Linked DNA regions of Homo sapiens: region 2 is linked to region 1. A link is a loop called in an ENCODE intact Hi-C map of the cell type or tissue named here. Cell type or tissue: Calu3. All regions are shown on one strand. Each heading gives the region's core, and the rest is flanking DNA. Links, peaks and the distances in the headings are about the cores only. Region 1 overlaps LOC643339 (a long non-coding RNA gene). Region 2 overlaps LOC643339 (a long non-coding RNA gene).

The links. A loop is a pair of places that touch in the nucleus more often than their neighbours do. Peaks named below come from ENCODE experiments on the same cell type or tissue, not always from the same donor. Only the 100,000 strongest peaks of a DNase experiment are listed, where the experiment ranks them.
Region 2: a loop joins it to region 1, with 2.7 times the contacts of the local background. A loop is called at or near these places in 3 of 110 quality-filtered maps.

What each region holds. Positions count from the first base shown.
Region 1 is chr12:93,313,256-93,316,179 of GRCh38, forward strand. The region is part of intron 2 of LOC643339 (a long non-coding RNA gene); the gene reads right to left. Among named protein-coding and RNA genes, the nearest start is that of NUDT4, 63 kb to the right of the region's middle. RefSeq lists an enhancer at 1,354-1,498 and a cis regulatory region at 1,419-1,432. In Calu3, for the core only: no CTCF peak of the experiment used is centred there; DNase peaks (open chromatin) are centred at 1,546 and 2,076.
Region 2 is chr12:93,145,191-93,148,114 of GRCh38, forward strand. All of the region lies in intron 3 of LOC643339 (a long non-coding RNA gene), which reads right to left. Among named protein-coding and RNA genes, the nearest start is that of LINC02412, 28 kb to the right of the region's middle. In Calu3, for the core only: no CTCF peak of the experiment used is centred there; a DNase peak (open chromatin) is centred at 1,321.

The DNA of each region.
Region 1 (2,924 bases), core at 280-2,779:
AGTTCCATTGAAAAACCCACTGCAGAGATTTCAGAAGGGGCTGCAAACCCCTTTGAGCAGGCTCCCATCAGGCTACCTTTCCTGGGTGGTCAGCAGCTGCTTTGCTCCTCTGTGAACTTTTTCCTTAATAGCAAAGTGGCCTCAAGAAGACCTCTGGCCTCAAGAAGCTCCCCACTCTTGTACTGGCAATTGGCAATACAGTGTACAAATGTACACTGCTTCAACTGGTCCTAGAAAACCTGGGAACCGATGCATCCCCACAAGGAAATATTAGAGTTGGGGACCAGGTGAAATCACAGTCATACCTTCAGGACCTTCCATATATACTTGCCTTATTCAGCACGTACTCAGTACTAAGAACTTAAGTTATTTACACATATTAGCTCACTTTAGCCTAGAAGAAGCCTACAAGAAGATATTAATGTTCATCATTAAGAACAATGTATATAAAAATGTAAACTGCAAAATGTGTTAAAAATCTTAAGCTTTAATAAACTGGAGTTAAAAGAGAAATTGAATTAAACCACACTATCCTTACTCAAGTTCAAAACCATATATATTTTCAAAAATTATTTTCTGTAGAGATGTGGCCTCACTATGTTGTCCAGGCTAGTTTGGAACTCCTGGGCTCAAGCAATTTTCCCATCCCAGCCTCCCAAAGTGCTGGGATTACAGGCACAAGCCACCTCAGCCAGTCCAAAAATATTTTTCTTAAATCATACTCTCACAAAAACGTTTTGTCTCACTCCACTTCCAAAGTGACTCATGGAAGCCGTGAAAACCAGAACCAATAATAGTAATGGGATTAAAAATAAATAGAATTTATTAAATATCTACTGTGTCCCAAAGTGGCATGTGTTTCTTTTCTTCTTTTTTTTTTTTTTTTTTTTTTTTTTGTAGAAATGGGGTCTCACTATCTTTGCCCAGGCTGGTCTGGAACTCTTAGTCTCAAGCAAGCCTCCCGCCTCAGTCTCCCAATGCACTGGGATTACAGGCATGTGCTGCCCAACGGTGTTTCCTGGACTCAAACTTGCTTTGATGTCTCAGGTCTGCATCTACAAACTACTGGATGTTGAGAAAGTCCTGTAACTTTCCCATGCCTCAGTTTCCTCATCTGTAAGTGGGATGACAAAGATACCTATCTTGTAGGCTTGTTGTGAGGATGAATTGAGTTAGCTTATGTAAAACGCTCAGAAAAACACATAGCATGTTGTAAGAAGACAGAAGTGCCTGCGGCTATCATCAAAATCTCACAACCTTGGTAATACACATTTTTACATCTGAGGAAAACATCTGAGGCTTAGACCTAAACTTGCCGCAGGTAACTCATTAGAATGTGGCTGGGGCGGGGGACAGTGGTGAAGGTTCCAACCCAGGTGTGGCAGATTCCAGAGCCTGCGGTCTGAACCAGCCCCTGGTGACCTTTACCCCGAGAGCGGAAGAAAGGCAAACAGGCGGAAGCCCACAGCCGAGGCCATCGCGCTGCGCATGATCCGTGGCAACCGTCCTTCCTTGACCTTTGCCCACTGGAAAAGCCAATCCCAAGTCAGCCTGGGGTAAAGGGGCGGGGCCTTGTGGTTGGCATAGCAACAGACATGGGTCAAACTCACCTGGGGGTTAGGGCGGGGTTGTTTGTCACTAAGGAATCATTGCTGAATGACACTACAGTGGAGAACCAGAGCCCCGGGCTTTTCTAAACAAACAGCCCTGGTCACTGCTGAATTCAAAGTGTACTGCCGGGGCCGGGCGCGGTGGCTCACGCCTGTAATCCCAACACTTTGGGAGGCTGAGGCAGGCGGATCACGAGGTCAGGAGATAGAGACCATCCTGGCCAACATGGTGAAACCGAAACCCCGTCTCTACTAAAAATACAAAAATTAGCTGGGCATGATGGCGGGCGCCTGTAATCCCAGCTACTCAGGAGGCTGAGGCAGGAGAATCACTTGAACCCAGGAAGCGGAGGTTACAGTGAGCCGAGATGGTGCCACTGCACTGCAGCCTGTCAACAGAGCAAGACTTGTCTGGAAAAAAAAAAAAATGCGCACCGCCGGGCCCGCCTCCCTCAGCACCCAATGCTGGTCGGAGCCCTCGGGCAAACAAACTACCTCCTGCATCCGGGAACTTACCCTCCAGGCGGAAGGAAAGAATGCGGGGACAGAGACCTGTCCTGGGAGAAGCTCCTTAGGAGATGAAGGAGCACCGAAAGATGCCTGACGTTTTTACGACTCCTCTTTCATGTTTGTGTCCCATCTCTTCTCAGAAGAATTAGCCATGTTTTGTGAATTCCAGGTGCCATCTTCAAAAACACCCTTGGATTCTAGCCAATCACCAAAATGGCAGAGACGGCCACCTGAGACCAATTAGAATATCCACACCAGTGGAAGAGAGCTCCAGTGGTAAATTTCCTAGATGTACAACTATTGATTTCATGATGTATTGTTCCATAAGGTGACTTTAAAACAGGACAAAAGTCATGATTCGTATCTTTGTTTCATCTTGTCGTTAATATTATATCTGGTAATTTTCTTGAAAACATAAGGACTTATTTTACAAATTTGTATGCTTTCATAAGTACTTCATTGTAACTTTAATAGTAAATAAACTTTGGCTTTATTAAGGTGTAGGAGAGAAAACCCTACGAACAGAAATAAAACAATTGTGATGAATCATTCATTAATCCCTGGGAGAAGCAGAGTGGGCGTACTGTGGGCTTAGGCTCACTAAGAAGGACCTGGATTCACATCCTAGCTTTGTCCATTGTATGTGGCCTTGGGCAGGTCTCATAAGCCACACTCCTTTGCAAAATGAAGATAACAATATCTACTTCTGAGAGCTGTTTTCAGAGGATGAAAGTGCATAATAAGTGCCTTATCTTACACATGGCCCAGTCTTGGCTCAAAAATGTTACTTTTCTTTCTTGAATA
Region 2 (2,924 bases), core at 332-2,831, 170 kb before region 1:
GCAATGGGTAAAAATAAACTGAACTATTCTTTTAACACTATCAAAAATGATCTGACCAAATAGAAGATCACATTTCACGAGGTAAAATAGCCAAATGAGATGTTTCCTCACGTTTTATGATTGGTTTGGCTTATTCACTGCGTATGAAATAGCTGACCTTCATTCCAGGAGAATGAGCAGCAACCAAATTTAATGCTGTTTGCTCAGGGGTTCAAATCTGGTTTAGCTGGTTTAATTGCCTCTGAGGCAAAGTTTCTAAATGTGCTACTGTTACACAGAGACCCAATGCTTGGCACATAACTAAGGAGGAACATTTAAGTCAATGGACACTATATCAGCTTTGTGGGTTAATCATGTTATTTCAGTGTGTTCATCTCTTTGGGAATAAAGTTCAAGTAGAAGTTCGATAAGTTATTAGCTTTTGCAGTTAGCATATATATATATTTTTTGAGTAAGCACATATATATATTTTTGAAGTAAGCATATTTTTGTGCTTCTTATATATGTATAATGCTTATTTTATATATATATAAAATATATATTATATATATAAATTATACATATATAAAATATTCTCTATAATAAGAAGTTCCCGGCTGGGTGCAGTGGCTCACGCCTGTAATCTCAGCACTTTGGGAGGCCGAGGCGTGTGGATCACGAGGTCAGAAGTTCAAGACCAGCCTGACCAACATGGTGAAACCCCATCTCTATTAAAAATACAAAAATTAGCCGGGTGTGGTGGTGCACGCCTGTAATCCCAACTACTCGGGAGGCTGAGGCAGGAGAATCGCTTGAACCTGGGAGGCAGAGGTTGCAGTGAGCCAAGATGGTACCACTGCACTCCAGCCTGGGTGACAGAGTGAGACTCAGTCTCAAAAAAAAAAAAAAAAAGAAGAAGAAGAAGAAATTCTCCAGGACAGACAATTATAAAATCAACTAGTACTGTCACTCCCTGGCTCACTATTCTTTAGCCATATTGGCAATGGATTCCTTGAAAAACCTAGATGTGGTTGACTGAATCATTGTTCACAATTTTTCACATCTTTCCTATATTAGATAATGTATCCACATTCATCTACATTCTTCCAAAATACCATCCGCTATGGGTAAAATATTTTCCCCATCCCACTGATTTTGGGCTGGGCCATGTGGCCTCCTTTAGCCAATGAAGTGTTCCTGAACATGTTAAGAGGCCTTAAATGTGCTTGTGTGATTCCATTTGGGCTCTTGTGCTCCTGTCATGTGCTATGTAAGAAACATGTTCCTGGAAGCTATTGGTCAACACAGAATGAGTAACACACAAGGGAGACCTGAACCCTGGAGTCCAGCCAAGCCCCACCAGTTGCAGCTGGCTCACAGACCCATGTGGAAGGAATAAATGCTTATTGTTTCAAACTAGAGTTGTGGATAGTTGGTTGTAGCACACTGCTATAGCAAAATGTCATCTCAGTGCCTCAGCACATTCCCTTCCCTCTACCAGAAATCATCTTCCACGACCACTCTTTGCCTAGTTAATTCCTACTCATGCTTCAGAATTCAGTTTAAATGTCTTGACCACAGGACAGATGTCACAAACCAGATTACCTGCCCCTTCACATCCTGGGTTTCCTATTTTGTGAGATTCATCACTTTTGCAATGTTTTGCTTCATGTCATTCAACTAGAATATAAGCTTCTTTAAGCGGTGGGACCACAGTATATTTTTCATTGGTATTATTCTTAGCACACGACACACAATGCTAATACAAAGTAGATTTAATAAATATTTGTTACCTGATTTTTAAAAAAGGCCATGTGGTTCTACTACTTAAGAGTTAGAAAAGAAACTTAATTTGTATGAGTTTTGGTTTTCAGCAACTATAACATGAACACAATAATACCTATCTCCTAAAACAGTGAGGATTAAATAAACCAACCATTAAATTTAATGAATTTGAGGAAAGACTTGTAAGTATCTGACACATGGGTGCATAAAAGGCATTTGACAACTGACAGCTTTTATTATGGTTGGAAAGATAAATATATTTGCCCTCTGTCTAAGAACTTGATTTATTTTAAAGAGATATTTTTGCAACTCAAAAAAGAAAAAAATCAGATTAGGTTGCAACTTATGATTATTTAATTTGGACATTTCAAAGTATCCTGTTTACTTCCCAGGCTCTGAGTCCCTTTTAGAAGCACTTTCAGGTAGAATTCAGCTAAGAAGAAACAGGTTGGCGATTGATACTTGGTTTATTTCAAACATTTGTCATTAAATGACTCTATCCTTTTAAAAAAGAATGAAATTCATTTTTGCTATTTATGTTTATTTCTATTTGTATTCCTTCCCACCATTTTTGCTATTTAAAATTTTTTCCCTGCTTAATTAATTTTTTAGAGTTGGCACTTACTTATTTTCAAAATGTTTTTCTTCATTCCTACAAATAGCTTTTGGAATAGGATTTTATACAACCTAAATCAGTTTTTTTCTTTTGCCAAAAACAATATGTATCCACTACAAAAAAATTAGAAAATACAGGTAAGTGTAAGGAAGGAAGATTTAAATGTTTGTAATCCTGCCACCCAGAGATATCCACTGAACATTCCTCCAGATAGTTTGATTCAAATGCATATATTTAATAATGGTGGAATTATGTTGTACATTTGCCCTTTTGAAGTTAATATTTCATTTAATTACCACAATTATCTTTCTATGCCAATAAATATTCATCTACATCTTTTATTAGTAGCCTTCCATCATAACATCATTTACCTGAGCAATTCCCTATTGTTGGAAATTTAGTACATTTTACTTTTTTCTTTTACTGTTATCAGCAGTATCTTCATGAATAAGTGAAGAGATAAAAATGAGTTACTCAAACCTTTAGAAAACACCACTTAATGGGGTCTTGCAGTTCAGAGCAGAACAGATCATTATCCCAACTG